Linked DNA regions of Homo sapiens: all the other regions are linked to region 3. A link is a contact called in ENCODE Hi-C or POLR2A ChIA-PET data. All regions are on one chromosome and are shown on one strand. The core of a region is the stretch at or near the end of the contact, and the rest is flanking DNA. Distances in the headings are between cores, read along the strand shown. Region 1 holds the start of TMEM214 (transmembrane protein 214). Region 2 holds the start of CENPA (centromere protein A). Region 3 holds the start of NCOA1 (nuclear receptor coactivator 1).

Region 1 (2,921 bases), core at 160-2,659, 2.5 Mb before region 3:
TTTCAAATCCCATAGGATCTCAGCTGCCCATCCACCTCCCCCTCCTCTCATCTTCTCTAAATCTCAAGCCCCCATTCTTTCTGCGTCTCATGTCTAGGCACACTCACAGCTTTCAGTGCTTCCTCCAGGCTGCGGAAGCGGCCCTGCTTCTGGTTTTGGTTGGGAGGAGTTGCCACCTTCTTTGGCTGCTTCTTGTTCCCTGGTTTCTTAGGTTCCACAGCAGGGGGTGGGACCTGCTCCTTATTCTGCCGCTTCATGATATTCTCAAAGCCCCGCTCATAAAGGGTGCTTGTGGTCTGGATTGCAGCTGGGGTGAAGATAGGTAGAGAAAGGCAGGCCACCCTTGAGTCCCCAAGGCCTCACCTATCAGTGGTCCCTTTCCCCACACTGCCACCTAATTCATCTCCAGGGAAGAGCCTGTCTCAAAGCCCCTTCCTCTTGGACTGCTTAAGGAGCAGGGCAGGCTGTTCTCCTGGTAGCTTCTTTCATTACAGCTCTTGAGTCTATGGGCTCTTTCATAAAGATGGGGCAGTTCTTCATTAGACAAATCAGAGTATGTAGGAACAAGCAGAGAGGTTGGATATAGAGGTTTGCCTTATTCAGTGAGTGGCTACTAGTCTGGGAAGACAAGCTTTTTCCATCTTGGTCCTACCCTAACGCCTCTTGGTTCCGACATGACAACTCTATAATCAACAAGTGGCAATCTTTCTCCACTCCTCAGTGGAAGAACCAGGTGTCACTTATAATTCCTGGTGAGTGTTGAGTGTGTGGCGGTCATTTCTCCCACTGCTGGGCCTCCTGTCCCTTCCTCCATGACCTGCTGGTTACTTAAAGAGGGGGCACCGTGTATAATGATCCACAGTACCTCTTCAAAGCTCAGACACCTGCCCAGAGAGACCAGCTAGGGCCCTGGGCAGCTGGGAGAGTGTGTGCAGTGAACTGAGAGTCTGAGGACCGGAATCCTAGCCCCTCTGACACATGACCCTGGCCAAGGTATCCAACTTCACTGGGCCTCAGTTTACTCATCTGGGAGGTGAGGACCGCAACCTTCCCTGGAGCTGTCTGCCTCCCGTGAGGCTCCAAAGAGACAACGCAAGCGTGGCGCTCGGGGATGTGCCTGCGAGCTCGCGCCCAGGTTCTGGGAGCCGCTCGCTGCGACCCTGCCGGACAGGCCTGGGGTAGGCGGCGGGGCAGGGCGGGTACTCACGGGTCAGGTCGTATTTCCACACTCCGTTTGCTTCCCCGAGCGCCCTGCGGTTCCTGCCGCCTCCTCGGCCGCCGGCGCCGGCGCCGACCCCAGGCCGCCGACCCTTCTTCACTACCTCCCACCGCCCCACGCCCGCCGTCTTGGTCGCCATGGCTCGCAGCCCTCCCTCCTCGGCCACTTCCCCGGCTTTCCGGTCCGGCGCGAGCGCGCCGCACTCTGCCACGTCTCCTCGCAGGACCGCGCGCCCGGCGCCCGGCGCCCGCCGCAAGGCAGCCTGGGACTTGTAGTCCCTCTCCTGGGCCGGGCTCTCCTGAGCGAAGAGCATCGGGAAGAGGCTTCCGCGGCAGCCTGCGGCCCCCGCCCAGGCGAAGAGGCCGGGAGGAGAGGAGATTCCCTTCTGAGAACGTTCATTGAGCGTCGATGTGAAGGCCACGGCATTGAGAGACTTGGTAGAACTGTTTCTGTTTTTCTTTCCTTTATTGATCAATTGATTGATTGATTGCCAGGGCCGCGCTCTGTCGCCCAGACTGGAGTGCAGTAGCGCGATCTCAGCTCACTGTAACTTCCGCCACCCAGGTTCAAGCGACTCTCGTGCCTCAGCGTCCCGAGTAGCAGGGACTACAGGCTCCCGCTGCCAAGCCCAGCTAATTTTTGTATTTTTAGTAGAGACGGGGTTTCGCCATGTTGGCTAGGCTGGTCTCGAACTCCTGACCTAAAGTGACCCACCCCACCCCCACCCCTCAGCCTCCCAAAGTGCTGGGATTACAGGCGTGAGCCACGGCGCCCGGCCACTGTTTTTCTTTCCTTTCTCGTAGAGCTGGAAGGATGGAAGGGAAGTAGTGCTCCTCATATCTAGGGAGAGATTGAAGATTAAATGCTTCCTTCCTTCTAGGAAAGTGCTGGCTTTACTGTTGCTAGTGATTAAACCTCGGGTTTAATGGGCTATACAAATCTATTGCCAAAGAACAAGGAAGAGGATGGGGGCTTGAGGAAAGGGCAGAGTGTTGGGGAGCTGGGGTAGGAGGTGGAGAATGGAGAATAATTTTTTTTTTTTTTTTTGAGACAGGATCTTGCTTTGTCGCCCAGGCTGGAGTTCAGTGGCGCGATCACGACTCACTGCAGCCTCAACTTCTAGGGCTCAGGTGATCCCCCACCACGGATCACCTGACCCACCACCACCCCCGGCTAATCTTTGGTATTTTTTGTAGAGACTGGGTTTTGCTGTGTTGCCCAGGCTGATCTCAAACTCCTGGGCTCAGTGATCCACCCTCTTCAGCCTCCCAAAGTGCTGGGATTACAGGAGTGAGCCACCGCTCCTGGCCTCTGAGTTCTTCTCATGGGAGGCTGAGAAAAGTCTGGGGGTCTGGGACAGCCAGGGCCGGGTTTCCCCTTCCAGGCAATGAGAAAGAACAGGCTCTGCCTCCCACCATAAGAGTCAATCCCAAGTTCCAGATGTGTCAGGGAAGCGATGGAGAGCCCCAGACTTGAGGCATCTGCAGACAGGTTCCTGCTCAGACATCCACGTGGAGGGTGTTAGTATCCTGGGAGCCTTCAGAACCTTGAAGCATGCCAGCAGAGGAGAATGAGGGAAGATAAAATCAAAGTGACTTATCACAATTAAGGAAATGTGCTATTTCATGTACAACTGTGTGTGAGGATGAGATTCCTACCTGCCATACTGAGGTATTATGATAAGAACTAAGAGAGTCCAAAT
Region 2 (2,937 bases), core at 113-2,612, 2.3 Mb before region 3:
CGGTGAAACCCTGTCTCTACCAAAAATACAAAAAATTAGCCGGGCGTGGTGGTAGGCGCCTGTAGTCCCAGCTACTCGGGAGGCTGAGGCAGGAGAAGGGCGTGAACCCAGGAGGCGGAGCTTGCCGTGAGCGGAGATCGCGCCACTGCACTCCAGCCTGGGCGACAAAGCCTGACTCCGTCTCCAAAACAAAACAAAAAACCCAAAAAAGCCTGTAGGCACAGTGGCTCATGCCTGCAATCCCAGCACTTTGGGAGGCCCAGGCAGGAGGATCACTTGAGGCCAGGAGTTTGAGACCAGCCTGGGTAACACAGGGAGACCCAGTCTCTACAAAAAGCAATGAAACAAATAAACTACAATACACTTCCCATCTTCCTCATAGCTACGTAGCAAGAGTTAAGAGATAAGTAAAGCAGCTGTTGCCACCATGTACCATACAGGCATCTGCCTCCTCCTGCCGTTGGGTCTCCCATCCACCAGCCCACCATAGACAATTAAGACACAGACTTCGGCCCCTTTTCCCGGACACAAGCTCTGGAAGGCAACAGAGTGAGCAGCGCAGAGGGCCTCGGTTCAAGGCCTAACAGCCTCTCCCGGAAGGGAAAAAAAACCCCTGAAAGACACCTCCTAAGAGGACTCCTGTTTGAAATCGTCACCGAAAGCAGTCAATACTTTTGCAATTTAAAAATGCACAAACACAGAGGATTGGAAATCCCGTGTCCGCCAGAACACCAAGTTGTGTGACTCTGCTCAAGCTCTCTGGCCTGTGCCTCGGCTTTCTCATTAGCTGTAAAATGGGCACAATATGAAGCTGAGATAACGCACGAACAGTGGGAGGCAATGCCTGGTTGGCGGTGGGCGGTGGGCGCTGGGTAACCACTAGTCCTAACAAGAAGACGGCGTTAGGAGCCAAGTGGCTAAGCCGGTCCCTTCCCGCTTTCGGAACCGCCTGCTCCAGCCCCTCGCAGGGCTGGCACCGCCCGTGCCCGGAGCGGATGCCGGACGGCGGAACCGCGTTGTCCCCCAACAGGGAAGTGCCACGGGATCGGGACTCGGGAGATCCGGGCTCCGCCTGCGAGCCTCGGTTTTCTCCTCTTCGAGATGGGGCCGCGGCCGGTTACCTAAGGAGGGGCCCCGCCGGGAGGGGCCGGGGGTCGGGGTCGGGCTCGGGCTGCGCCTCCTCGGGGCCTCGGGCTTTCGGCTCCGGCGGCGCGGGCCCATGACACGCCGCAGAGGGTGCTGGCGCCCGGTCCCACGGCTCCTGCTCGGGCTGCCGGGTCCGGGAGCGAAAGGCTGGCTTCTGGGGAGCCCAGAGAACGCTGTGCCGCGAGCCTCACATGAGCCGGTGCTTGGCAGAAGTCCGCGCCGCTCGCGTTCAAATCGCTCGCTCCGCCCACTTCACGGCCGGCGTTTTTTAAAACCCGAATCCAGCGACTCCCAGTGGCTGACTCTGGAACGCCCCTTACGTAGAGCGACTGCAGGTAGGGCCAATGAGAGTATGCACCGAGACACAAATATAGCGGCGATGATAGGAGGACAGGGGAGACTGATGGTAAAATCAACCAATAGACAACTAAAGAGATGGGGCGGGAAATTCTCCTGCCCCCTGCTTGCCAATCTGGTTGCTGGTCTTTGCGGGACCGTACTGACGTCCTCAGGTGCCCTCCAGTCAAAACACCGAAGCTCAGTTTGGAACGTGGATGGTGTGTTTGTAGAACGTGCTTTCTAGAAAAGTCGCTTTCCTCAAACATTTTATGCTTTGCCTTAGCAACGCAGAGATGGCTTTTAAAGATGAGGAAACAGACCCATAGAGAATGTGACAACCCCGTGTCGTATCTGCGACTCTCCCAGGAACTATCCACAGATATACTCAGAATCCAGTTCAACTGCATAAACTTTGCTGACGCTTGGGGTCGCGGGGACGGCGGGATCGGCGGGGCTTTGAGAATAAGGTCCGGGCAGGGCAGGCCTCGGCACTATAGCAACGCAATCGTCCCAAAAAAATGCTCTCTTCCCTTTGTTGGGGATAATAAAAATTCAAGTCATGTCCCGGTATGTAGAATAAGGGGAATTTTAATTTTCTAAATTTTATTTCTTGCATTTTCTAAATGTTCTACAGTGAACATGTAATCAGGAAAAATGTTATAAAATTAGTGATTTCATGGAACCCTTGTGCATTGCTGGTGGGAGTGTAAAATGCTGCGGCTGCTGTGAAAAATAGTATTGGTGGTTCCTCAAAAAATCAAAAATAGAATTACCAGATGATCCAGTAATTCCACTTCTGGCTAAATATCCAAAAGAATTTAAATATAGCCAGGGACTTGAACAGATATTCTCACACCCATGTTGATAGCGGCATTCTTCACAACAGCCCGAAGGCAGAAACAGCCTGAATACACACCAACAGATGAACGGATAAACAAAATGGGGTGTATACCACAATGTTATTCAGCCTTTAAAAGGAAGGGAATTCTGACACCTGCTGCAACATAGATGAACCTTGAGGACGTTATGCTAAGTGAAATAAAGCAGTCCACCAAGGGACAAATGCTGGGCTGGGGTGCGGTGGTTCATGCCTGTAATCCCAGCGCTTTGGGAGGCCAAGTTGTTCGGAACCACTGAGTTCGAGTTCGAGTCCAACCTGGCCAACATGGCGAAACTCCATCTTGCCGAGCGTGGTGGCTCACGCCTGTAAACCCAGCACTCTGGGAGGCCGAGGCAGGCAGATCACCCGAGGTCAGGAGTTCAAGACCAGCATGGCCAACATGGCGATACCCCGTCTCTACTAAAAATATAAAAATTTGCCAGGTGCTGTGGCTCACGCCTGTAATCCCAGCTACTCAGGAGGCTGAGGCAGAGTTGCTTGAACCTGAAAGGCGGAGGTTGCAGTGAGCCGAAATCATGCCACGGCACTCCAGCCTAGGCGACAAGAGTGAG
Region 3 (2,775 bases), core at 249-2,748:
TGCAATTCACTCAAGAACCCTTTACTCACCAACATCACACTCGACATTAAAAACTCACCGTCTCCGAAGAAAAAATGTCACCTTCTGCACAAGGACACCTGCCTGTTCAACACCTCTACAAGAAACGAGGAGGGCCAAGCATGAGAGGCTAACAGATCCTCCAGCTTAAAGTTTTCCTCCCCATGAAACTCTCCGGACACAACACCGTGGCCTGTCCTTGTCACACACACACAGGCTGTATTGTCAACCCCTCCGTCTCCCTCTAACGTCGTCAGACTGGGCAGTGTCTACCCATGGGGGTAACTGCTTTTAAATAAAATAAAAAAGCAGCCACCACAGCTGGGTAGTAAGGACTGGAGACCCTGGGTGTCCGATTTTTTCAGGTCTTTTACAAGGGACTAGAGAGCGGCCCGAATTCTGTCACTGCCCACTAACCAACCCCACCTCCCAATCGCCTCGTCAACATGTTTGCTTCCCTTCCTCGGCCCTTTCGGCTGAATCCCAGGAAGGGGACCAAACCCGGGCCGCGACAGGAACATGTCCAGTATCCATCCCATGTCTACCTCCGAAACCCCTTCTCGGGAGAAGGGGCGAGCAAGCGCGCCGGGGTCAAACCCAAGCGCCGTCGAGGGCTGCGCCGACGGAGAGGGACGCCGCGGTCGCCCCCATTTCGCGGTCCCGGCAGGCGAGATTCCGAGAGGTGAGCGGGCCGGCCAAGGTCACGGCGTCGTCGGGGCCGAGGGGCGCCCGCGCCGACTTCCGGCTCCCCCTCTCGGCGGCGGCCCGGGGCGCCCGCTCCCCACGCCGGGCAGGCGGCCGCGCAGCTCGCACCCCCTCCGCGGATGCTCGCCCTCTCCGCGCTAACTAGGGCAACTGGAAAAGAGGCGGAGAGAAGTCGCTGCTGCAGCGATTTCCCCCGGCGGGGAGCAGCCCCCAGCTGGTGCCCGTGACAGCTGCGACCTCCGCCCCCTCCAGCCGCGCCGGGCCGCGAGGGGAACTCGGGGAAGTGGGAGGAGGATGGAGCGGGAGAAAGGAGAGCAGGGGGCGGAGGGGCGCCAGCTGCTCCCCGCCCCCTAGGGCCTCCGCGGCCGCGCGGCTCGTGACAGCTGCACCCACCGGGAGGCTCCGCACCCGCAGCCCGCCACTCACCTGCCGCCGCCGCCTCTGGGCCCCGCTCACCGGCGCCGCACTCGTCCGCGACCGTGGCGGCGGCGCCGCCCCGGCCTCCGCCGCTCCTCGGGCCCGGCGCCGCGGCTCTCCGGCCCCCTCCTCCGGAGCAGGGGTCCCCCCGCAGGGGGATGCAGAGGGAACCTGACGCAGGCTCCGCTCGAGGGAGCAGCAGCGAACAGGCGGCGGAGGCCCTCAAGGCCGCGAGGCAGCCGTCGGAGGACAGAGCTCAGCAAATCGCGTCAGACTCCCGCTCGCCCGGCCTGAAGAACAGGCATTTCAGCCGCTCTCCGCGGCCGCCATGTTCTCCTCCTCGGCCGCCACCGCCGCCGCCGCCACCGCCCCCCGCTCGCGGCACCGCCCCCTTCGCGCCCCGCCCCGCCCCGCCCGTTCCCGGCCGCCCGCCTGCCCGCCCGCCGCACTTCCCCTGCCGGCTCCGGCCGCCCGGGCCGCCGCGACCCGGTGCCCGCGAGCTCCGACAGTGCGCCCGGGACAGCGCGCCCCCAGCCCGCCGGGCCTGCCGGGCCCGCCGAGCGAGGAACCGCCCCGCGCCCTCTGCCGGCCCGCCCCAGCCGGCGTCCTAACGAAGTGTGGGAAAGGAGGCCCGAACTCTTCCCCGCCCGTCTCAACTCCTCCCCGCCCCTCTCCTGCCCTCCCCTCGGGGCGTTCCTCCCACTGCTGCCGGGAAGCGGCCTCGAACACCAGGGCGCTCGCAGCTAGGCCGCCGGGCCTGCCGCCTCCCGCTGTTCTTTATCTTTCTGGGAAGGTGTCGGAGCGGCGAGAGGCCCTGCGGACGGGGCGGAGTCGGCTCCGGGCCTGTCCCTCCACTCGGGCGTTCTGTTACTTTGAGCGAGACATATCCCGCGGGCCTCGTTTTTTATTCTGTAAAATTGGGAGGTGGTTGCCTAGATGATTTCACAGGCTATTAGACAAGAGAAAAGGAAGATCGTCTGCCCCCTTCGTTTTACAGATGAAAAGATCTGCCTGACCCGTTCTGGCTCTGCAATTCCATGAATTATCTAAAATGTCTGTCATTCACAGATCTTTCCCCTCAAGGGGCCCACACCTTTCTTCTTATCTCCCTTTTCTTTTTTTTTTTTTTTTAACTTCTCTAATAGAAGTGCTACTTCCAAAAGTAGAGTGTTCTTGTCACCAGAGGAATCGAACAGCGGCTGAACAGCCTCTCTGAGCTGCGATGGCCTTATCTGGACCGCATCCCGCATTCCAAAGGCTGGCAATGCAATATATACCTATGTCTCTCCCTGGGTTGTCCTAAGCATGAATGAGTCACTCGCCGTGGAAGTGCCTTGTAAAGCATACATCTGTCCATTCCTTTCTTTTATTCTTACCCCATTTCGCACTCTTACCCTTCCTCAATCCTGTCCTGCTGCTGCTGTCTCCCGGCGTTTCCTGCTGTTTCGCTTCCTGTGTGTTCTCCCCTAAATCAATCTCTGTAAATCCTTAAGCCCTTCCCACCCTTCTCCCAACTGGGGAACCTGACAGCCTTGAAAACACCAATCTCCGTGGCAGCTCTCTGAGTCGACGGGCAGCTTCTTTCACAGGCAGGTACTACTGTATGCTTTCACCATCCTCTTCCTATCCTTGTCA

Evidence for each region. A loop is a pair of places that touch in the nucleus more often than their neighbours do. ChIA-PET counts read pairs that join two places held with the same protein, here RNA polymerase II (POLR2A). Pooled maps may share reads with other maps.
Region 1: a loop to region 3 is called in a pooled map, with 4 times the contacts of the local background. The contact joins the promoter of TMEM214 here to the promoter of NCOA1 in region 3. A Hi-C loop is called at or near these places in 1 of 50 pooled maps. POLR2A ChIA-PET finds 5 or more read pairs at or near these places in 2 of 52 experiments (PC-9 and activated B cell).
Region 2: a loop to region 3 is called in a map of naive thymus-derived CD4-positive, alpha-beta T cell, with 8 times the contacts of the local background. The contact joins the promoter of CENPA here to the promoter of NCOA1 in region 3. A Hi-C loop is called at or near these places in 1 of 168 maps with a recorded cell type or tissue (naive thymus-derived CD4-positive, alpha-beta T cell), 1 of 37 single-sample maps with no recorded cell type and 5 of 50 pooled maps.

What each region holds. Positions count from the first base shown.
Region 1 is chr2:27,031,453-27,034,373 of GRCh38, reverse strand. It overlaps TMEM214 (transmembrane protein 214), which reads right to left and starts at 1,409. Exons shown (of 17, transcript NM_017727.5): 1 at 1,208-1,409; 2 at 108-307. The coding sequence starts at 1,358. RefSeq lists an enhancer at 1,497-1,786.
Region 2 is chr2:26,784,481-26,787,417 of GRCh38, reverse strand. CENPA (centromere protein A) reads right to left here and starts at 1,362. Exons shown (of 5, transcript NM_001809.4): 1 at 1,122-1,362. The coding sequence starts at 1,221. RefSeq lists enhancers at 581-630, 691-740, 1,831-1,930, 2,192-2,937 and a silencer at 1,071-1,180.
Region 3 is chr2:24,489,977-24,492,751 of GRCh38, reverse strand. NCOA1 (nuclear receptor coactivator 1) reads right to left here and starts at 1,498. Exons shown (of 23, transcript NM_003743.5): 1 at 1,150-1,498. RefSeq lists silencers at 726-1,215, 1,370-1,528, 1,506-1,845.